3 separate regions of the Homo sapiens genome follow, and regions 1 and 3 are each linked to region 2. A link is an interaction called in ENCODE POLR2A ChIA-PET data of the cell type or tissue named here. Cell type or tissue: HepG2. All regions are shown on one strand.

Evidence for each region. ChIA-PET counts read pairs that join two places held together with the same protein. Peaks named below come from ENCODE experiments on the same cell type or tissue, not always from the same donor. Only the 100,000 strongest peaks of a DNase experiment are listed, where the experiment ranks them.
Region 1: POLR2A ChIA-PET joins it to region 2 with 6 read pairs; 3 of 35 experiments call an interaction of 5 or more read pairs at or near these places.
Region 3: POLR2A ChIA-PET joins it to region 2 with 5 read pairs; 2 of 35 experiments call an interaction of 5 or more read pairs at or near these places.

Annotation. Positions count from the first base shown.
Region 1 is chr20:44,431,006-44,439,005 of GRCh38, reverse strand. It overlaps HNF4A (hepatocyte nuclear factor 4 alpha), which reads right to left. Exons shown (of 10, transcript NM_175914.5): 10 at 6,161-8,000. Among named protein-coding and RNA genes, the nearest start is that of LINC01430, 16 kb to the left of the region's middle. In HepG2, a CTCF peak has its summit at 7,244; DNase peaks (open chromatin) are centred at 3,195, 4,645, 5,115 and 7,315; H3K4me3 peaks cover 685 bases.
Region 2 is chr20:44,299,164-44,307,163 of GRCh38, reverse strand. FITM2 (fat storage inducing transmembrane protein 2) reads left to right here. Exons shown (of 2, transcript NM_001080472.4): 2 at 1-4,324. The coding sequence ends at 539. Among named protein-coding and RNA genes, the nearest start is that of FITM2, 8.0 kb to the left of the region's middle. In HepG2, no CTCF peak of the experiment used is centred here; a DNase peak (open chromatin) is centred at 4,693; H3K4me3 peaks cover 944 bases.
Region 3 is chr20:44,407,580-44,415,579 of GRCh38, reverse strand. HNF4A (hepatocyte nuclear factor 4 alpha) reads right to left here. Exons shown (of 10, transcript NM_175914.5): 4 at 1,780-1,886; 5 at 918-1,073. MIR3646 (microRNA 3646) reads right to left here and starts at 7,460; the gene lies at 7,377-7,460. In HepG2, no CTCF peak of the experiment used is centred here; DNase peaks (open chromatin) are centred at 569, 4,199 and 5,229; H3K4me3 peaks cover 311 bases.

The DNA.
Region 1 (8,000 bases), 130 kb before region 2:
AAAGTCTCTTGGATTGGTGCTTTTCTCTACTCCACTGCCACCATCTTGTTGTAGACATCACTACCTCTCACCTGATCCAGTGCACTTGTGTCTTCATTGGTCTCCCAGCTTACAGTTGCACCTCTTCGTCTGCCACAAAGCAGCCAGGGTGTTGTTTTAAAGATACAGATCTGGCCAGGTGCAGTGGCTCACACCTGTAATTCCAACACTTTGTGAGGCCGAGGCGGGTGGACTGCTTGAGCTCAGGAGTTCAAGACAAGCCTGGACAGCATGGCAAGACCCCGTCTCTACTAAAAATACAAAAAAATAGTTGTTGGTGCCTGTGGTCCCAGCTATTCAGGAAGCTGAGGTAGGAGGATCACTTGAGCCCAGGGGGCAGAGGTTGCAGTGGGCTGTGATTGCGCCACTGCACTCCAGCCTGGGTGACAGAGGGAGACCCTGTCTCAAAAAAAAAAAAATATATATATATACACACACACATATATGTATAAATATATATATATACATATGTATAAGTATATAAACATACATACACACATATGTATATAAGTATGTTTACATACGCACATATGTATATATGTATGTAAACATACATACATATATAATATATATAATACATAAACATATATAAATATATAATATATAAACATATATAATATATAAATATATAATATATAAACATATATAATATATAAATATATAATATATAAACATATATAATATATAAATATATAATATATAAACATAATATATAAATATATAATATATAAACATATAATATATAAATATATAATATATAAACATATAATATATAAATATATAATATATAAACATATAATATATAAATATATAATATATAAACATATAATATATAAATATATAATATATAAACATATAATATATAAATATATAATATATAAACATATAATATATAAACATATATAATATATAAACATATAATATATAAACATATATAATATATAAACATATAATATATAAACATATATAATATATCAAATATATAATATACAAATATATAATATATAAATATATATAAATATATAATATATAAATATATAAAATATACATAAAATATATAATATATAAATATATAAAAATATATATAAAATATATAATATATAGATATATAAAAATATATATAAAATATATAATATAAAATATATATAATATAAAAATATATAATATAAAATATATAAATATATAATATATAATATATATAAATATATGTATCTTTATATACATATATACAGATCTGCCTACAACCTTCACTGCTCTCAAACCTCCAGTGGGCCGGGCGTGGCGGCTCATGCCTGTAATCCTAGCATATTGGGAGGCCAAGGCGGGTGGATCACTTGAGGTCAGGGGTTGGAAACCAGCCTGGCCAACATGGCGAAACCCCATCTCTACTAAAAATACAAAAATTATCTGGGTGTGGTTGCATGCTCCTGTAATCTCAGCTACTTGGGAGGCTGAGGCAGGAGACTTGCTAGAACCTGGGAGATAGAGATTGCAGCGAGCCAAGATCGCGCCATTGCACTCCAGCCTGGGTGACAGAGCGAGAACCCCTCTCAAAAAACAAACAGAAACCTCTAGTGGCTTCCTTTTCCCCGGAAGAAATTCCATACTCCTCTGTCCAGTATTTGAGGTCCCCACCACTTGTGTGCGGGCCAGCTGTCCTAGTGAGTGAGCTTCCAGAAGTGGATGAGGGCTTCCAGTGGAACTGGGGGAAGTTTTAGAAACATACTGGAAGGTATTAAGTGATATTGTCCCCAAAGTCTGTCCTTTACAGGCCTTTTCTGAAAGCTTTAAGGAGAAAGTCTCCATTGGGTACGTGTATGCCCGTAACATCTCTGTAATATTTGTCAGTTTTCCTTTTTAATACGAAAACAAGAGCAGAGCTTTCCCTGGGGCGATTCCACCTGGCTGCAGCTGAAAAACATTGTTTTCTTTTCACTAATTTTGCAGTCACCTCTTATTTACGGCAAATGATGCTGGTTTCCTATTTATGTCAGTGACCTGAAGTTTAAGGGGAATCATGTTGAACTGATTTAATGAAAAATAAGTAATGGAAGTTACAGCGGTCCTTGGGCATGGAGAGGTCAAGGTGGCCTGTGCACGAAGGTTGGAAAATGCCAGCCCTCGTCTTGCCCCCATGCACAGAGTTCCCGCTGCCTCCTCCCACTTGCTGCTCAGTCCTCAGCCTCGAGCGCACTTCTGTCTTGCCTCATTATTGCCTCTGAATCGTCCCTCAAAGCATACACCACTCCCTGAGTGCAGTCGCCTCTCCCTCCCTACCACCTCACCAGCTGTCACGTTCACCCCTTTGGCTCTTAACTGCTTCTAATTTTCGCCTGTCCATATGAAAACTGAAAGCTCTGGGAGGGAGGCGCCTCACGCTATTGCTTCTCCATAATCCCAGGGTTCCCGGCACAGGGCTCTGCCCATCAACATTTGTCATGAGATGAGCTTTCCACCATTCACACTACTTCTGTGCCCACCACGCAGTGATGGAGTCACCAGTGTCTTCCTCGAGGCCTCATATTGGCCCCTGGAGTCAGACAATGAGCATCAGATCAGCGGCCACACCAGGTATGGATTGGTGACCAGCTGTGTGTGGACCTTGGGCAAGTCCCTTCCTCTCTCCTCCTGAGCCTGTTTCCTCTTTGTTGTTGTTGTTGTTGTGGCAGGGTCTCAAGCTTTTGCCCACGCTGGAGTGCAGTGGCATGATCTCGGCTCACTGGAACCTCTGTCTCCCGGGTTCAAGCGATTCTGCTGCCTCAGCCTCCCGAGTAGTCGGGACTACTGGCACATGCCACCACGCCTGGCTGGTTTTTTTTTTTTGTTGTATTTTTAATGGAGATGAGGTTTCACCACGTTGGCCAGGCTGGTCTCAAACTCTTGACCTCAGGTGATCCACCTGCCTCAGCCTCCCAAAGTGCTGAGATTACAGGCGTGATCCACCATGACCGGTCTTGTTTCCTCATTTGTGAAACAGAACCACAAGAATGACAGCCTCAGAGGTTGTTGTGGGAATTAAATTATGTCCAGCCATGTTTGGCAAAGAGGAAGAGCCCAGTAAATGTCCTTGGCATCATGATTTGGTGTCTAACTCCACCATTGTCAAACAGCTGCCTGGGATCCTGTGATTCAGGCCTCTGAGATCACATCCTGGAATTTACATATGATACGTGGATTTGAGAAGTGTAGCTCAAAGGTTATCTGGGTTCCACAAATGAGGAAGTAGGACGATTTCACCAATTTGGGATGACAGGCCATTCACACTGCATGAAACTTTCTTTGGATCTTCAAGCAGCCTGTCACCCAGGGTCCCTTCTACTTCTGGTCCCCACTCTGAGCAATGATGGAATGATGGAATAAGAAGCTTCTAGTAGCATGGCTTGGGGAAACAACTTTTCAGAGGTGCTAAAAAGAAGTCAGCCTGGGCAACATAGCAAGACCTCATCTTTACTAAAAATAAAAGAAAAAAATAGCCAGGTGTGCTGGCACACTGTACCCCAGCTACTCAAAAGGCTGAGGCAGGAGGATTGCTTGAACTCTGGAGGCAGAGGTTGCAGAGAGCTATGATGGCACCACTACACTCCAGCCTGGGTGACAGAGTGAGACCCTGACTCAAAAAAAAAAAAAAAAAATGAGGAGCCTTAGAAATTCCAGTTTTTTTCCATTGTTTTGTAGCAGAGAAAGAGGTTTAATTGTAGGGCCACCAAACAAAGATGTAAGAGGAAACCTCAAATCTGTCTCCCCGAGAAGCTTGAGAATTGAGAATTCCTTTTTTTTTTTTTTTTTTTTTTTGGAGATGGAGTCTCGCTCTGTCACCCAGGCTGGAGTGCAGTGGCATGATCTCGGCTCACTGCAGCCTCCGCCTCCTGGGTTCAAGCAACTCTCCTGGCTCAGCCTCCTGAGTAGCTGGGATTACAGGTGTGCACCACTGTGCCCGGCTAATTTTTGTATTTTTAGTAGAGATGGGGTTTCACCATGTTGGCCAGGCTAGTCTTGAACTCCTAATCTCAGGTGATCCGCCCACCTTGGCCTCCCAAAGTGCTGGGATTACAGGGGTGAACCACTGTGCTCAGCCAAGAATTCCCATTTCTTAATCAGGCTACCTGGGTGGTGGAAGCATGGGCTCAGGTCTTGGCTGGGGTCTCTAGCTGTGTGACCTTGGACAAGTTTCTTCACCTTTCTGAACCTCAGTTTCATCATCTCTAAAATGGGAATTTTACTGTCTGCCACCTGAGCTGATGCTGTTTAGCAACTGAAGTAGAAACCAAACCTAAAGCTCCGGCTGCCTGCGCTGAGATTTGAGATTAACCAGGGCAAAGGGCTGATGAGGTGGAGGATCCAAGGGTAGAGGAATTTATGGCAGCCAAGGGTTTATGGTTTTGATATGGGTTTATTAAGCACAATTTAGGACTGAAATAGTCTCCTCTGGCCTCCACCCCCCCCCCCCCGCGCTTGTCCCCGATGGCGGCAGCATGAACAAGGCCTCCGTTGCAACGTTATCGAAAACATTTCCTGGTGCTGACTAGTGGAGGGAAGGCACAGGGGAAGGCGGGAGCGGCCCTAGGGATCAGGTAGACAGCGAATGGGTGCTCTGAAGCCTGGAGAGTTTAATGGTTAACTTCTCGCTAAAAAGGGGCGCATGAAGAGTTCACTTGTACTCCTCATGTAACGGGAGCTCTCACAGTTACTGTGATCTCATTCCATTGAATCCTGACATCTGCCCTGGAGGGAGATATCATTCCCACTTTACAGATGAGGCTCGGAGTGGTGGAGTGACCTGCCCAAGGTTACGCTGATCAGCAAAACGTGTGCTTCCCAGACCAGAACTTTTGTCCCCTCCCTTAAGGAAGAGGTGAAAGGATCGCCCTGCTCTACCCTCATCCCCAAGGAGGATGTCCCCATATGTAGGCATCCCATGGTCCAGCCATTGCCGAATGCTGTGGTGTGCTGGTGAATGTTAACAACGGGCTCTCCAGGAACAAAAGCCCGGATTTGTAGAGTTTGCTAGTCCTTGTGGTGTAAACACTCCGGCAATAACCAATTTCAAGCTATCAGTGTGGCACTGGCAAACATGGAGTTGGGAAGAGAAGCTAACAGTCAGTTCTCACAAGCCAGCTCCAGCACAACCCCGAGTGAATGGAACGCTGTGGTCTGTGGTGACCGAGACACAAGGCCACCCTCCTGTAATAGTTTAGCCTTGGAGAGAAGCCCAGTGGCTACAGATCTGGCTGGAGATTCTCAAGTGCATCTCTTGCTTTTATTCTTTTTACTTATTATTTATGTTTTGAGACAGAGTCTTGTTCTTTCATCCAGGCTGTAGTGCAGTGTTGCATTCATAGCTCACTGCATCCTCGAACTCCTGGGCTGAAGCAATCTTCCCACCTCAGCCTTCAGAGTAGCTGGTACTATAGGCACACACCACTATACCTGGCTAATTTTTAAATTTTTTGTAGAGATGGGGTCTCCTTATATTGCTCTGGCTGGTCTCGAACTCCTGAGCTCAAGTGATCCTCCCGCCTCAGCCTCCCAAAGTGCTGGGATTACAGAGGTGAGCCACTGTGCACAGCCTTGTTCTAGAAAAAAAAACAAAAAACAAAACAAAACAAAACAAAAAAACCACTTGCTTTTATGAAATGTCCCCACAGCTACTCATCTTCCATTGCTGGCAGATTGAGGTGACCCAGCAAAAGGTTCTGTCTTGAACCTTGGTGGAGGATGACAGACCCTTGGACCCTCTTGCCATTCTTCCAGATCTTGCCATTGCACTCTCCCCTCATCACTCCCCTCTTCAAGAAGGGGGATCAACTTTCACTCTCTCGATATACTAAGTACTTGGAATCAAGAGACCAGGGTTAGATGTCCACCTCTGCCTTCCAAGAGAAGTCACTTCCCCCAAGCCTCAGTCTCCTCATCTGGAAAGTGGGAGTAATCATGTCTAACTGCTTACCTCTTGATGTGAAGACTGAAAAATTATAATGGACACAAAAACATTCTGCACATCACAAAGAACTATAAAACTATTCTCATTCTTCCTTTAAAAAAAATTTTTTAACCCCCAAGTAGAACCAGAAGATTCAGTCTTATTTCTGATACCTGAAAGAAAAGATACTTATCCAAGGACTTAGAAAACATATGCGCCATTTATTTTGTTTTATAAACTTTTGTTAAAACACAGAAGAGTAAGAAATGTTTTTTGTTTCTTTGCCCCATCAGGCGGCAGTGATGGGGGCTCAGGGGTCAGCGCAAGACCTAATGACATTCACACCCACAGAAAGATGTGGGTCGTTCTGATGGGACCCAGCCCGCTTTGATAATTGCTTGATGTAAATTTCACAATTCATCTTAATCAGGGCAGATCACAGAAAAATTTGGCAAAAGTAATTGGCTTGGTAATGACAAGAAATAGAAGAGCGTTCATTTCTGACCCTCTCCTCTCCTCTGTCCACTCTCAGGAGAGCCATGCGGATTTTTAGAAGCTCCTGAGACCCGCCTGAAGATCAGGGTGTCTTGGTGGGGAAATTGTGCCCACGCTTGTCCCCCCAGCAACCCTCTGTTTGTCCATCAGATTTTATGTTTTAGGACCACAACTCAAGTAGCCAAAAAAAAAAAAAAAAAAAAAAAAGAGAGCGAGAGATTTTCTAATATCATGTCAGCTTAGAGTCAAAAAAGTAAACTTTGTTTTGTGTTTCTCACATTACAATAAAGTTATTAAGGTGGAATGGGTTTCTCCTCCAGAAAGGGGTAGATTCCCAGCAGAGAACTGACCCCCTGCTCCAACAGATTGTTCCCATGAAGGGCCACTGTTGCCCACGGCACTCCATGGGACATTCTTATCTCAACCTTTCTCCCAAGACAGAGGTCTGAGCAACGCTGGAGGGAGGAGGTGGAGGAACACAGTGGGAATGACCACAATGCCCAGAAATGGTTCCAGCCTCCCTGCCTTACCGCAGACCAGGCTGAGCCGTCTGGCAGGGATTTCAGGGGCACTTGAGTGAGGTGGTGGGGGAAGGCTTGGGAGCTCTGAGCAGGGCACAGTCTCCGCTGGGATTGGGGGCTTGGCTGGGACTGCCGTAGGGATGTGGTGATTCCTCCCTGACACATTGCCCCAATACTTCTCCACGCCTCTTTCTCATAAAAAACAATCACTAATGGTGGGATTTCTGGGCACTGGGGCACTGCCTCCAACCACTCAGAGGGGTCAGTGTTGAGCAGGGGGCAGGAGTCGGTCCAACAGTTTCCCTCCTACCTAATCACACCTCCAGCCCCATAACACATCCCTTTTGTTCACACTGGTCAGTGGCATTTTCCAGAATGTCCTCAAAGCCACCAAGATTCCACATGGATGACATGCTGGTCGCTCCATCCTGGGGTCTAATGCTTCCAGAATGCACCTGGAGTGACGGTCTCCGGAGCAGCCCTCAAACCCAGGCCTGCTTAGCCCTCCCCTGCCCCCACACTGTGCACACTGTCCCACCCCCATGCCAACAGGCCAGATGAGCCTGACTTCCAGGAAACAGACCCCTGCCACCCCTCCCCTTGACTTGGGGAGTGAAGAGAGAAAAGCTGTCAAGAGTCATGAATTCTCCTTAATATTTATCAGCAAACAGGATGCTCGACCCTAAGTGAATTTTAGTGCAGCCTCAGGCCAATCTTGGTCCTGGGAGTGGGCAGGGTTCCCAGAAGAACGAGTCTGGTTTCTGAGGCTGTAGAAGGGAGCCGGAAGCCCCTCAACTTGATCACGGTGAGAACACAGGGAGCCTTTGGAGAAGCTATTCAGCCACTGTAGTTAAGAGCTCCTGTTCTGATCCAGGGAGACCTGGGTTCAAGTCCTGACTCAGCCACTTCCTAGTTGTGTGAGTTTCAGAAAAAAAATCACTTCACCTCTTAGAACGCAATTTCAGCTTCTGTAACAATCTCTAGGTTAGGAGGGAGTGGGGCGGGTGAGGGCGGGGAGGGAGGAG
Region 2 (8,000 bases):
CCGGCAAGGCTGGCTTGGTCCTGCGGCGGCTGAGCACCCTGCTTGTGGGCACGGCCATCTGGTACATCTGCACCTCCATCTTCTCCAACATCGAACACTACACGGGCAGCTGCTACCAGTCCCCAGCCCTGGAGGGGGTCAGAAAGGAACACCAGAGCAAGCAGCAGTGCCACCAGGAAGGGGGCTTTTGGCATGGCTTTGACATCTCAGGTCACTCCTTCCTGCTGACCTTCTGCGCCCTCATGATTGTAGAAGAGATGTCTGTGCTGCATGAGGTGAAGACGGACCGAAGCCACTGCCTCCACACCGCCATCACCACCCTGGTTGTGGCCCTGGGCATTCTGACTTTCATCTGGGTGTTGATGTTTCTGTGCACAGCTGTTTATTTCCACAACTTGTCCCAGAAGGTGTTTGGCACCTTGTTTGGTTTGCTGAGCTGGTACGGGACATACGGGTTTTGGTATCCGAAAGCCTTTTCCCCAGGACTTCCTCCCCAGAGCTGTAGTTTGAATTTGAAGCAAGATAGTTACAAGAAATAAAAGAGTAACAGAGGGGGGACAGAAGGACAATGGCTAATCTATTTTTCAAATATATATTTTGCTTAGTTATTTGGCTAAATTATTGATCCTACTTCAGAGGGAAAGTGTACCAGGCAGTTTTGGTGGGTGGTGCTGAAGTCTGGGGAGTGAGTTTAGTCTTCAGACTATTCTTGGCGACATCACCAGTGTTGCAAGCACCACCATTCCCAGTTAGGCACTTTTTGTCCCTGGTAAGACTTGACCTTTATCTGGAACACTCCTTTTGTCCCTAGAGTGGGGACCTAAGGCTCAGCAAAAGGGCAGAATCAGGAAAGCCTTTATGGTGTGGCTAAAGGAGTGGCCAGAGCCTTGGGACTCCTTTGCTGCCTTCTCCCTGGTTCCAGTTGTCTTTAGATTTTCACGGCTCTTACTGCTGTTACTTAACAGTATTTTCCAGCCAGGCATGGTGGTTCACACCTCTAATCCCTGCACTTTGGGAGGCCGAGGCAGGCGGATCACCTGAGATTGGGAGTTCGAGACCAGCCTGTCCAACATGGCGAACCTCGTCTCTTCTAAAAATACAAAAATTAGCTGGGTGTGGTGGCACATGCCTGTAATCCCAGCTACTCAGGAGGCTGAGGCAGGAGAATTGCTTGGACCTAGGAGGTGGAGGTTGCAGTGAGCTGAGATCGCACCACTGCACTCCAGCCTGGGTGACAGAGCAGACTCCACCTCAAAAAAGAAAAAACAAAACAAAACAGTATTTCCCACTGGTCAGTTTTGCATAGGCATCTATTTCAGGCAGGGTTTTTTTCTTTTTTTTGAGATGGAGTTTTGCTCTTGTTGCCCAGGCTGGGGTGCAATGGCCCGATCTCGGCTCACCGCAACCTCCACCTCCCAGGTTCAAGCGATTCTCCTGCCTCAGCCTCCCGAGTAGCTGGGATTACAGGCATGCGTCACCACACCAGGCTAATTTTGTATTTTTAGTAGAGATGGGGTTTCTCCATGTTGGTCAGGCTGGTCTCAAACTCCTGACCGCAGGTGATCCACCTGCCTCGGCCTCCCAAAGTGCTGGGATTACAGGCATGAGCCACCGCGCCCGGCTCAGGCAGGGTTCTTTATAAAAACAGCCTGATGCCTGAAGGACACTCTCTGGTTGTAATATTTGTTTCATCCATGAAGTGTTTAAATATTGCAACTGACTTGCGATTAGCCACCAAAACAGGCCCTTTTAGATGCAGTGCCTCTCCGACCAAGTATTGGATGATTCATACGTAATGGACTATGATCATTTTCTGTCCATGTTTTCTATTACTATATGCTGGTTTTTTTGGAGCAATAAGATTACTTTTTTTCTGTTCTATTTTGAGCGAATCCTTTACAGTTTTTGATAAGAACTGTGACATTTGTTCTTTGTTGATAAAACTCCTGAAAATAACTCACAAGGCCAGTGCTGCACTCTGGCACATGTAGGTTGTTTTGAGGGTTTGTTGGTTGGTTGGTTGGCTGGTTGATTGGTTGGTTGGTTTAGAACACTAATGTACTTGTTATGAACCAAACTCTGGTCTTACAGTCTTAAATTCCACCTCATGGGGCTGTTTTCTCTGTTAGCAATGAAACCTGGGCCAGGTGTAGTGGCTCACACCTATAATCCTGGCACTTTGGGAGGCTGAGGTGGGAGGATTACTGGATCCCAGGAGTTTGAGACCAGCCTGGGCAACATAGTGAGACCCTGGTTTCTATAAATAAATAAGATAATCAAACCAGAAAGCAGGCATTTTAGTAACAGCCTGTTGAATTTTAAGGTGAATCAAGGTAATTTTGCAGAATGCGTTCTTGCACCGAAATGTCCCTGACCACATATCAGTGGTATAGACTGAACAGTGTGCTTCAGGGTCATGTGCTGAGTGCACTGATCACTCTGCTGTGGCCCAGGGCATCTGTACCTGTTGGACAAGATTATGATAATTCAGAAGTGAAGTAAAATGCCTCCCTCTGATGGCAAAAAGCCAACCTGTTTGCAAAATCACCCTTATTGAAGGGTGGCATGGCTGTGGTCCCTCCCTCCTGTTACTTGCATCACCAACCAAACTAAACCAAACCATACCTGGGCCTGTTCAGCTGGACTTGAAATCAGTTTCCTTTTTCTCTCCCCTTTGCAGCACTTTTCAGTTTCCAGCTTTGTCATTCTGTGGCCTTTGCTGTGACAATGCTGGGAAGGGTTAGAAATCCTGTCACCTCCATCCACAAAGGCACAGTTCCACGCCCTGTGATAAGATATCCCCTCTTCTCTCCCAGACTGTCTCCTTAAGCCTTTCAAACTGAGCCCCTTGCTGTTGGGGTAATCACCCTTAAGGCCGCCTTGATGCCCCTCTCTCCAATCAAGTCCAATAGTAGCATTAACTGAGAAGCACTACACCTGACTGGCTTCACTGAAGCTTAAGTGGTTGAGGATGAATCTTCGGTGTAAAATCTTTTACTATAAGGATATATTTTAAATATTTCATATCCCATCAAGTTGGAGGTTAATTTTATCCATCACAATGAGTCATGATTTGTTGCACCCAAAAGGAGCAGAAACACAGGTGATGAGATATGGGAGGTGGCACCATGGTGCTTTGGAGGCGTTGGTAAGATGTGACCCTCTGTTGCCTATGCCCATAAACCAGTGGTGGGAGTGGCCATGGAGTAGATGGCAGGGGCTTGTTGAAGGGATTGAAAGCTCTCCTAGGCTAGGCATGGTGGCTCACACCTGTAATCCTAGCACTTTGGGAGGCTGAGATGGGAGGATCACTTGAGGTTGGGCCAGCCTAGCCAACATGATAAAACCCCGTCTCGACTAAAAATACAAAAATTAGCCAGGTGTGGTGGTACACGCCTGTAATCCCAGCTACTCGGGAGGCTGGGGCAGGAGAATCGCTTGAACCCAGGAGGCAGAGGTTGCAGTGAGCTAGGATCACGCCACTGCACTCCAGCCTGAGCGACAGAGTGAGACTCTGTCTCAAAAAAAAAAAAGGCTCTCCAAAGTGTCATGTTCAGCACCAAAAGGGAATAGGCACAGGGTGACCCCAGAAGTTCATTTGTGACACTTAAATCTCCAGATATTTATCCCACGTGGGTCTGATGCGGGCTCAGCACTAAATTAACTGTATGTGGAAAGTGTCAATTGCAGAGCCTTCTGTATCGATGAGGCTTCCGCCACTTGTCCATGCTTAGCCCCCTTGCCTCTTCCTTGGGAGCATGCTTTCTATTCCTATGTGAAACAGCCTGACATAAGTGAAAGGATTTGGGCTCAAGCAAACATGAGATGTGGGTTCATATCTTGGCACCACTCCTGATAGCTGTGTGATCATGGCAAACCTCGTTTTCATCGTCTGTCAGGTGGAGATGAAGAGAAATGGTGCATGTAAAGTGCTCAGCATCTGTGCTTAGCAGGCCATAGTCTCCCTGCCTCCTTTTTCTTGAGTAAGCCTTTAGAACTTTCTGACTCCTCTAGAGAAGGCAGAGAAACGAATATATTTTGGGTGCCATTTGGAGTCTGGGTCTTTTGTTAAAATTGTCCTGTATTATGTTGAAAAGTGTCGGTTACCCCCAGGCTCTGGGGGCATCTGTGATCATAGAATACTGCCATGCTTATTTTGCCTTTCTATGTTGAGATTAATTCACTGACGCCTCATTTTCCACGTGCATCTGTCATAGTCTGGGTACCAGATTGTATTTAGAGAATGGCTCTTGCCACTGTTATGTACACACAGATCGTGTGTGTAAACAAGCAAATTAAAGTAAACTGAGATAATGAAATCCCATATTTCAGCATTTTGTGTGTTCTTTTCTAATACTCTTAAGGAAGCGCAGAGCCCAATAAACCTCAGCGCACTTCGTGAAAGTAGGTAATTCTTTCTCAATTTAACTTGTCATATACGGGTTATTTTATGGCTAGAGTTGCTCCTGTTTTTCCCCGTATGTCTTGTAATATAAATGCATGTTCAGACATGTATTTATTAGCTTGACTTACTCCTTCCCTGTGTGCCACCTTCATGTCTTACAGTCCTGAGGTCAGGATCAGCCAGACTTGGGAGCAGTTCTCTTGGTAAAAAGTGAAGTAGGCCTCACAGAAGCAACACTGAAGAGCACTTTCAAAGTTTACTCAGATGAGGTCACCTTTGCAAGTGCTTTGTAGTCCTGGAGGCCTGTACACATGTGAGAGCTTCTTGTGCCTTTTAGTGCCCACTCGTTTGTCAGCCTGACCTGCTTGGCACGTCCAGGAAGTGTCTGTTGAAAGCTCCGTGGCTCCAGGATCAGAATCCCCTCCTGTTGCAGAACTTCCCTGTTCAGATTCCTTTGGCAGCAACAAACCCTTCTTGGGCTCACACTGTGAGCTGGGAGCTGGGGTGGAATGATAAACTCCCCTCCGCGTGGAGATTGTGGTTCAAAGTCCATCCTTTTGTAGCTTAAGCTGTGTGCTGGTGTTGCAAAGATGAATTTGGTCCATCTCTGCCTTGGAAGAGTTTTCACTCTCATGGAGAAGAACCAATCCTGCCATAAAGGGTTCTGAGTGCTGGGGCAAGGTCAGGGCCAAGAACATAAAGCAGGGAACAACCAGAGGCCCTGGAGAGTCAGGGAATATTTTCAAAGAAGGCAGCAATTCTTTGGGTTTTGATGGATGAGGAGGAGTTCAAGCAGTTAGGCAGAGAAGGGAATCCAAGGCAGTGGGGACAGCACACACAAAGGCTCATAGATATGTTACCATGATTTTTATGCGGACATCCATTTTCAAGAAGCCTCACTTTCCTGTCATTTTTAAAAGCAACTGAGATTGGAAGGAAGTTAGCCTTAAAGGACTGTGAGTGGAGATCATAGATACTCCCTGCTGTAACATAAAGAGCACTCAGTGCTGTGGTTTGAATATATTTTCCAAAGTTCATGTCTTGGAAACTTAATCCCCAATGCAACAGCATTGAGGTGGGACCATTAAGAGGTAATCAGGTTATGAGGCCTCTGGCCTCATGAATGGGTTAATGCCAGTATTTGGGGAGTGGGTTTGTTACCATGAGAGGAGCATCTTTATAAAGGATGAGTTTGTCCCCTAGCCCCCAAAATCTTTGGCCCTTTTGCCTTCCACTATAGGATGATGTAGCAAGAAGGCCCTAGCCAGATGCCAGCCCTTTGATCTTGGACTTCCCAGCCTCTAGAACTGTAAGAAGTCACTGTTCTTTATAAGTTACCCAGTCTGTGGTCTTGTGTTATAGCAGCACAAAATGGACTAAGATGCTCAGCTGGAAGTTAGAGCACCTGGCTTTGAGGTGGGTTCTGCTGCTGGTTTTTCCACTCTTTTGTGTGACCTTGAACTAGTCACTCAACATCTCTGGGTTTCAATTTCCTCCTGTAATAAACGATGGGGTTGGACTGGATAATCTCACCAACTCTTTGAATCTTTTCTACTGTTTCTCTGTTCTGCTTGATGAAAAGTTCTTCCCAAGCTGACTATGGCTTTTATTTTTGGAAACAACATGAAAAGAAACTCCCACTCAGAGCTGTTGTGGCAGCTGGTTTCTTGGTGAATGATGGGGGAAGCAGACCTCTGGGTGGACTTTGTTGCAGCCCTGCCTCCTTTTTCTCTACATCAACACACAAATGTAGTTCAGGCCTGGTTGCGCATGTTCACATAGGTTTAATGGACATGGGGAGCTGGACCTAATTCCCAGAGGAATAAACTGCAGAGGTCTTATTTATTTGTAATATTTATTTATTTATTTGAGACATAGTCTTGTCTTACCCAAGCTAGAGTGCAGTTGCTAGTGTCGGGTCACTGCAACCTCCACCTTCTGGCTTCAAGCAGTGCTCATGCCTCAGCCTCCCACGTAGCTGGGATTACAGGCGTGCGCCACCATGCCTAGCTAATTTTTGTATTTTTAGTAGAGACGGGATTTCACCATGTTGGCCAGGCTGGTCTCGAACCCCTGACCTCAGGTGATCCACCCACCTTGGCCTCCCAAAGTGCTGGGATTACAGCAGTGCGCTACTGTGCCTGGCCAGCTCTTTTAAAAAGTCTCAAAAATAAAAACATTTTTGAGAGCTGTCAAGAAGGTAGGTTCTGTTAGGAGAAATCCTTTACAGTTTAAACACCTTTAGAAACTGTCCCAGAAACCTCGAATACAGTCTCTGGGGAGTTTTAAAGTTGAACACACACAGTACAGAAAACAGGGATTCTCATACCTTAGGAGAAGGGAGGTAAGCTGGTCGCACCTGTTTAGATAGCAACCTAGCGTGTCCGTAATTGGTGGGTTCTTGGTCTCACTGACTTAAAGAATGAAGCCGCGGACCCTCGCGGTGAGTGTTACAGCTCTTAAGGTGGTGCGTCTGGAGTTTGTTCCTTCTGATGTTCAGATATGTTCGGAGTTTCTTCCTTCTGGTGGGTTCGTGATGTCTCTGGCTCAGGAGTGAAGCTGCAGACCTTCGCGGTGACTGTTACAGCTCTTAAGGCGGCTTGTCTGGAGTTGTTCGTTCCTCCTGGTGGGCTTGTGGTCTCGCTGGCTTCAGGAGTGAAGCTGCAGACTTTCGGGGTGAGTGTTACAGCTCATAAAAGCAGTGTGGACCCAAAGAGTGAGTAGCAGCAAGATTTATTGCAGAGTGAAAGAACAAAGCTTCCGCAGTGTGGAAAGGGACCCAAGCGGGTTGCCACTGCTGGATCGGGCAGCCTGCTTTTATTCTCTTATCTGGCCCCACCCACATCCTGCTGATGGGTAGAGCCTAGTGGTCTGTTTTGACAGGACGCCGATTGGTGCGTTTACAATCCCTGAGCTAGACCCAAAGGTTCTCCACGTCCCCACCAGATTAGTTAGATACAGAGTATCAACACAAAGGTTCTCCAAGGCCCCACCAGAGTAGCTAGATACAGAGTGTCGATTGGTGCGTTCACAAACCCTGAGCTAGACACAGGGTGCTGATTGGTGTGTTTACACACCTTGAGCTAGATACAGAGTGCCGATTGGTGTATTTACAATCCCTGAGCTAGACATAAAGGTTCTCCACGTCCCCACCAGACTCAGGAGCCCAGGTGGCTTTACCCAGTGGATCCCGCACCGGGGCTGCAGGTGGAGCTGCCTGCCAGTCCCACGCCATGCGCCCGCACTCCTCAGCCCTTGGGTGGTCGATGGGACTGGGCGCCGTGGAGTAGGGGGCGGCGCTCATCGGGGAGGCTCGGGCCGCACAGGAGCCCATGGAGGAGGTGGGAGGCTCAGGCATGGCAGGGCTGCAGGTCCCGAGCCCTGCTCCGCGGGAAGGCAGCTAAGGCCCGGTGAGAAATCGAGCGCAGCGCCGGTGGGCTGGCACTGCTGGGGGACCCAGTACACCCTCCGCAGCCGCTGGCCTGGGTGCTAAGCCTCTTATTGCCCGGGTCCGGCAGGGCCGGCCGGCTGTTCCGAGTGCGGGGCCCGCCAAGCCCACGCCCTCCCGGAACTCCAGCTAGCCCGCAAGCGCCGC
Region 3 (8,000 bases), 110 kb before region 2:
TCCGAAGCTGAGAAGGTGGCCCAGCCCAGCTCCTCTTCCCCAGATGGGTAACATCTCTTTGGAGGCCCAGGGGTGCTCTGGGCAGGAGCTTCATAGGTGGCATCTCCGAAATTCATCTGTCCTCAGACACACGCCACCTTCCTTCAACCCTTTCTTCCCCCTAGGGACATTTCAGTATTCCAAAAAAATGTACGGTGGGAAATATGATGCTCAGTTCAATTGTTTTGGTGGGAAACACGATGCTGAGTTCAATCGTTTTGGTGGGAAACAAGGAAGAAACTAATGTTTAGGGAGACCAGCTCTGGTCTGGCCACTGTGCAGCTTGCCCCATCACCTGATTTTTGTACTTTTCAGACACCAATGTCCTCAATCCTCCCAACCACACTCTAAAGTGGATATTATCATTTCCACTTTACAGATAAGAGAACACTGAGGCTCAGAGAGAGGAACTCATTTGCCCAGGATTAGGCAGACAACCAGTCTTAGAGCCATAGCTTAAGCCAAAATCTCCTGATCCCTGTCCTAGGGTCCCTGTCAACATCCCCCTGGGAGAGCCTCAGGTACAATGGTCAGGAGCTTGGACTTTGGAGCTTCCTGCCAGGTTCTAATCCCAGCTATGCTGGATAGTAGCTATGTGACCTTGAGCAGGTTACTTAACCTCTCTGTGCCCCAATCTCCTCACCTATGAGATGGCAGTAATAATAGTACCTTAGTACCTACCTCATAGAGTTGTTGGAGGAGCTAACTGAGTTAATATTTGTAAGGTGATTTAAAGTTTCAGACACGTGTGTGCACTACATATTTTGTTAAATAAAATAAAATCAAGCCAGTCCACGGCTATATCCCAGGTGGGCCAGCAGCCCCCTGGCTGCCCCGCCCACTGCCCACTACTGCCCACCATCCACGCCCATCCTCACCTGGTCGTCCAGGGGGAGCTCGCAGAAAGCTGGGATGTACTTGGCCCACTCAACGAGAACCAGCAGCTGCTCCTTCATGGACTCACACACATCTGCGATGCTGGCAATCTTCTTCGCCCGAATGTCGCCGTTGATCCCGGAGACGGGGGAGGTGATCTTCGAGAGATACAGGGAAGAAAATGCTGGAGATGTCCGGGCCCTCCCGCACTCTCTGTCCCCTGCACAGAGCCCCCTCCCTGGAATCAGATGTGGGGAGGGGGCTGGATAGTGGGTGCCCTCCAGCTCTGAAGGAAGCTCAGGGTAAAAACGGAGGGAGGGAGGAGGCAGGGATGAGGGAGAAGGGCTCCCTCTGTGCCTTCACCTGTTACCTGCCCCCTGCCCCCTCCTCTGTCAGCTTTAGAGCCCCAAGGAGTCTGTCAGCCTTAGAGGAGAAGCAGGGCAAAAAATCATCATCCTTTTCTGACAATGAGGCAACCATGGCTCAGAGAGGTGCTGTGACTTGCCCAAGGTCACTCAGCAAGGGAAGGGCTGGGCCCCACTTTGCCACCTCTCTCCACTGAGCCACTGCTCTGTTCTCTCGGAGCTGAGCTGATCGCAGGCCCTCAGTGAAGGTGAAGACTCTGCTTGGCCTGTGGGATGCAGGCAGTAGGATGAATTAGAAAGTGCCCCAGGGCGCCAGGTTCGATTCCTGCCCTTGCTGCAAACTGGGCCATGTGAAACCGGACTCAGTGTCCCTTCTGTAATATCTGAGGCCCCTCCCGTCAGCTGCTCCAGGGCCTGGCTGGGGAGAATGGAGGTGGAGGAGGTGAGCTCCTCTGTAGTGTGGGGGATCCCTGGGTGGGTGGCAGGATCACCCCGGTACCTGTCGGGACAGGACCTCCGCCTGCAGGAGCGCATTGATGGAGGGCAGGCTGCTGTCCTCATAGCTTGACCTTCGAGTGCTGATCCGGTCCCGCTCATTCTGGACGGCTGTGAGGAGGCACAGAGAGGTGAGGAGGGAGAACAGGGATGGAGTAGGGGGTGGGGGTGTCTGTGACTGATGAGGAGTGGGAGCAGGAGGTGGGGGGTGTCCAGAGAACAGGCCCACATCAGCATGTGGAATGAGGGGAGATGGCCTCTAACTCAGCTGGTGGAAGAACTTTCCACATATCACAACTGCCCCCAACACAATGGAGAGGCTATAAGAGTGATCCACCCATCAGCAGGGGCGCGCAAGACAGTGAAGACTCGGCTATGGGTTTAAAATTGGTCTTGAGCATTGAGGAGGGGATCTGACTAGCTTAAAGATGTTCAAGCTCTGGTCTACAAAAGGGTCCCTTTCTTTCCAAATGAAAGTGAGTAAAGCAAGCAAAACAAATTACTCTGGGTGACAAGGAGATGGCCTGGGGATTCCTGAACAAGAGGATCTGGGGGCTCCAACTGCCTTGATGGTTTTGTCCATCAGCAGGAGCTGCATGTACTCCAGACTAACCTCAGCATCAGCAAGGCCAGGCGCTGTCTCCCTCCCTCCCACTGCTGCTCTGTTCCAGGCACTGAGGGATCTGGAGCCTACGCCCACCGGGGCCCCAGGCTCCACTGCCTGCTCCCATCTGGGTCAGTCCTGGCCTGAGATAGAAGATGATCCTTCCACCATCCCGACAGTGGATGGGATAGCCCTTGGAGTCCAAGAGGCCTCACTGTGGAATGAGGCTTGGCTGATTCAGAAAGGAGGGAGGTTGAAGCTGCACCAGACCCGGCTTCCTGTCTGGAACCTGCCACTCTGTGTGCCGGTGGCAATCGCAGCCTCTCTCTGGGGCTCAGTTTCCCTACCCGTAGGCATTTCCCTGCCAGCCGGCTCCCTGCACTCTTTCTCGTCTCAGGGACTGGCATCAAGCCTGGCCACCTTCCTTGGCTTCCCCTCACACCCCAGTGCTGTCGTGATCCTGACAAACAGACCTGCTGCTCCCTCCCTGCTCCCAGGCCCGCTGTCTCTCCTGGATTAGATCAGCCTCCTCCTGGGCTCTGCTTCTGCCTTGCGCCTGCAGTCTGTGTTCCTCTCAGAGACAGAGGGATCCGTTCAAGTCATGTCGCCTGCTGCTCAAAACCAGTGCCTTCCAACCTCACAAGTCCCCAGGGCCCTTCCTCTCCTCTCGGATCGCACCTTTTACCGGCTTCCCCCTACACACTCTGTCCGCGAAAACCCGCCTCCCCACCTGGACGCATCCGCACGCTTGTAGGCTGCTGTGGTCACTGCCTGGGGTTCCCTTTCCTGCACAGCGCAGCAGCATCTTCATTTCACTCCTGCCTCTGCACAAATGTCGCCTTTCAGACACCCTCTCCAGCCACCCTGTCTAACACAACATGACTCCCACCCTGGCCCTGCCCCCCATGCTTTATTTTTCTTCAAGTCACTTATTGTAGAATTATTTGTTACTTCCTTTACTATCTGTCTCTCTCTGAGAAGGAAAGCTTCAGAAGGCCAAAACTCCATCCCTCTAGTTCACTGCTGTAGTCCCAGCCACCAGAACAGGGCCTGGTTCACAGTAGGTACTCAATGAATATTTGTGCAGTGAGAGAACGAAGGCATTGGAAGAGACAAGCTCTAATTCTTTTTCTTTTTTTTTTTCGAGATGGGGTCTCATTTTGTTGCCCAGGCTGGACTGCAGTGGTGCAATCATAGCTCACTGCAGCCTCAACCTCCTGGGCTCAAGCGATCCTCCTGCCTCAGCCTCCCGAATAGCTGGGATTATAGGCGTGTGCCACCACGCCTGGCTAAATTTTTTTTTTTTTTTGAGAGACGGGGTCTCATTAGGTTGCCCAGGCTGGTCTCGAAAACCTGGCTTTAAGTGATCCACTCAGCCTCACAAAATGCTGGGATTACAGGTGCGAGGCACCACACCTGGTCATAAACTCTAATTCTTATAAGAACCCTATTTCTCCAGGGAACATTGACACCCCAGCTATTCAACTTTCTCTTGATGTTGACACATTGTTAAAATCAGAGAATAAAAGTCAAATCCTTTGCACTTGAGCCCGGGAGTCAGTGGATAGAACAGAAGTCCAGAGGCAAGCAACCTCCTCTCAGACCACCATGTGGACGGGGCCAGCTCAGAGCACGGCTTCCCTGACCGGGCCGTCCACCCCACCCGCCCACACCCCTCCCACGGCAGCCTCCTGCCAGCACCCGCACCCACCCATCAGGGCGCCGAGTGGCCGGCGGGCGGAATGAAAGGGCTGCTGTCAGCAGCTGCGGATAGGGCTCCTCAAGGTTAGGCGGGCGTTATCAGTGCCCGGCGCGAGCTCAGTCACGGAATGATGTTTTCCAAATGTTTGCTCAGTATTAGCAGGGTCGGGGACCTAATGTAACTTCTATTGAATATTAACCGACCTGGGCAGAGGCGGAGAGGTGATGAGCCTGTCTTCCCAGGGAACTCCTGGGTAGGGGGCTGTGGGGAGCAGGGCAGGGGCTTCCGAGGAAGGCCTCTTCAGATGGCCCCTGGCCCATCACCTACGCTCACCTCCTGCAACTCTGGGTCCGCTTTCTGGGCTGGGTTTTTGATGCCAGGAGCCGAATATTTGTCCTGGGCCTGACAGCTTAGGCCAAGGCAGGTGTCTGTCTCCCTGGCTTTCGGTTGCAGGAAAGAATTCTTGACCTGCTGTTGGCCCACTGACCCCCAGGGTTCTCCCTGGATTCTTTGGCCTTCCAGGGAGCCCCTTCCAGCCATGGTGGACTATCCTGTGGCAGAGACTTATAGGCCCATGAGACCTGAAGCCCCTCTCTGTGGTCGAGAGAAAGTTTCAGCCATCTAGATCAAGAAATGTGCCTCCCAAGCTGATCACTGCAAGTTTCACTCCAGGGAGCTTGGTGTCTGCTCAGCTCTGGGGAGCCTGAGTTCTAGACCTGACTCCACCCCTGACCCGTCACATCACCTCTCTAGCCTCAGTGTCCTCTTCTGTAAAGTGGGGAGCAGGTAGATTTGATGACCTCTTATAGACTCAGCTGGTCTTGAAATCCTACCTTTCCAGCTCACACTTTCTGGTTCTCAGGGACTATTTTAGGGTTTCAGTCCTCAAATTCTCCTAAGGTCATCAAGAAAAAGAAATAAAAACTTGTCCCAACTCTCCTGGCCAGTGAGACTTCCACCGAGACTTTCTTTTGGCTTTGGGAGCTTCCCAGCAGGCTGAGGAGGGGTGGTGGGGCCTAGAAGACAGGCACAGCTAGGAATACCCTCATTTCCTATGGCTTGACCACAGTGGCAACTGAACACTTTGTCACTCTGGCCCGTTCTCAAAACAACCAAGTGACTGCATGTGTCATGATCTTCCAGGTAACCCAGGCATGTAAACAAACACTAGCATCGACTAACCCACGCTCACTCGCCATCAGCCAACTCTCCTATCCTCCGGGCAGCATGTCCGTTTCCCTGGGCCAGGAAGCAAGCAGCTATTTTCAAGGCTGAGCTAAGGCTGAATGGTCTGGGGCTCTCATCCCCCTTCCAGGAGCCTAGTAAGGGGTTTGCTGGCTTTGCAGCAGCTCAAGAAAGGGCCAGGGGCCGGGCGCAGTGGCTCATGCCTATAATCCCAGCACTTTGGGAGGCCGAGGCGGATCACCTGAGGTCAGGGGTTCCAGACCAGCCTGGCCAATATGGTGAAACCCTGTCTCTACTAAAAATACAAAATTAGCCAGGTGTGGTGGCACATGCCTGTAATCCCAGCTACTTGGGAGGCTGAGGCAGGAGAATCACTCACACCCAGGAGGTGGAGGTTGCAGTGAGCCGAGATACTGCCATTGCACTCCAGCCTGGGCAACAAGAGCGAAATTCCATCTAAAAAAAAAAAAAAAAGAAGGGACCAGGGAACAAACACACCCATCCTAGTGGGCAGTGTGACTTGTGCAGGTAGGTCAGGGAGTGAGGAGCGAGACTCATAGGGCTGAAGGGTTCATTATCCAATGTCCTCATTTTATAGATGGGAAAACTAGAGCCCAGAAGAGACAGAAATGTCCCTAAATTACACAAGTGAAAATGACTCTGGATGTCTAATAAAAGACATTTATAACAACTGACCACACGCAGGACCAGGCCACACGCAGTGGAGGTGGGTAGCCATCCACTCAGGAGGGCTGCCAACCCCTCTCCCATCTGCCTGTCACAGACCTGAACTTTCACTGTGAGAGAGCTGTTCTCTCAAACACAGTGCCCTCTGGATGACACCTATGAGGAATCATAGTGCCTAAAATCTTAGGCTTTTGGGATAATGGAATCACTGACTAATACAACCACAGAAATGTTGGAACCTTAGACTGTAGTTCTCAATCTTTTTCTTGCCTCCAACTGTTCACACATGCATCAGGTTCCCATTCATAATCTTTCCCAGTCCACAAAATGGAAGTTGAAGTGGATGAGACAGGCTTAACCCCATTGAAAACTGGGTTTGGGAGAGGAGGGAGTATTTGCAGCTTAAAAAGCCCCTCTTGCCCTTGGAGAACCACTGATATCTAGATGTTAGAATTGCAGCGTTCAGAGCAGGCCTTGGGGACCACCCACTCCTGCATCGGGATCAGCAAGCCCAGATTTTCCAAGACAGCTCATGAGCCCAGACTAAGGTCCCATAAGGATGAGACATAGAAGATATTTCCAAGGGAGGGGGCAGAGAAAACAGGGGGCCAGGAGCAGATACAGGGGAAAGAGAGTCTACCAAAGCCTCCCCTCCCCTCCTTCTCAGTGGGCCCTGGAGCAAGCTGGGTCCTACGTTCCTGCTTCTGGGGTGTGCTGGGGTGATGGGGGTGAGGGGTGTTTGTACCGAACTAGCAGGACTAGACCAAGGTTTGGCTGGTACGGCACAACTGTGGGCTAGAAGGGAAGGTCTGGGACTAGTCGCAGAGCTGGGAAAGGTTGAGTTTAGAGGAGCAGGAAATGAAGAGATTCGAAAATGAACTCGTTACTTTTTTATTTTTTTTGAGAGAGTCTCGCTGTCTTGCCCAGTCTGGAGTGCAGTGGCATGATCTCAGCTCACTGCAACCGCCTCCTCTTGGGTTCAAGCAATTCTCCTGCCTCAGCCTTCCGAGTAGCTAGGACTACAGGCATGCACCACCACGCCCAGCTAATTTTTTTGTATTTTTAGTAGAGACGGGGTTTTACCATGTTGGTCAGGATGGTCTCGAACTCTTGACCTCAAATGATTTGCCTGCCTCGGCCTCCCAAAGTGCTGGGATTACAGGCCTGATTCACTGCGCCTGGCCTCAAGTTACTTTAAAGCAGTTAAAAGATTTTTGCTTCCCTTGCTTGGGCTGAAAACAATTTTAAATGTCCCTGGTATCTGGAGAGCATAAAATAATAGACAGTGCTGAAGTGTGGTCCAAATAGCAGAAGCTCTGGGACTTCAGATCTTCCAAGGATCAGTTGTGGGGCCCTAGGCAAGTTGCTTAACCATTGTGGGCCTCAGTTCCTTCATCCACAAAAAGGGAGGAATTGTAATAGGTTCAATGGGCTGGGCTCATTTCATTTTCACAACATTTTCCCATATAGGGTTGTCATGAAAATGAAATGAACCCAACCTACTGAAGTGTGGAAAAAGCACAGCCCAGTGACTGATACCTGCTGGTAGCAGGAAGCCTGGCAAGACCTTAATAAATGTTGTGCTCTGGTCTTCTCCTCCTTTGTCCAGGATGGGTCTGGGGTCTTGTTCCCATTTTCTAGAATGTGAAGACTTTGGAGATCACGTGATACCCACGAATGAATACTAAGGGAACTGGGGCATTTGTCCCTGGGACCGGAAGCTCAGGCATCGGGCTCCTCTGGCTGTCCCTTTTGTAAAGTTGGGATAGTGAGTACTCAGATGTTTGCAATATCATTCTCTATGCTTGTCCTAACGTTCGAAATATTATATTAAACACACACACACACACACACACACACACACACACAACGTGGCTGCTTTGTGGTGGCGCAGACAGGCAGGCAGGGGTGGTGGTTGCTGGGAGCCTGAGGAGCCAAGAGTGGGAGCTTATCTCTCTGAATCTTTCTCAAGACCAAGCCCAGCCGCTCCCTATGGTCAGATTTCCAGGCCCTCCCTCTTCTCAGCCATTAGCCAGTCACCCTGGGG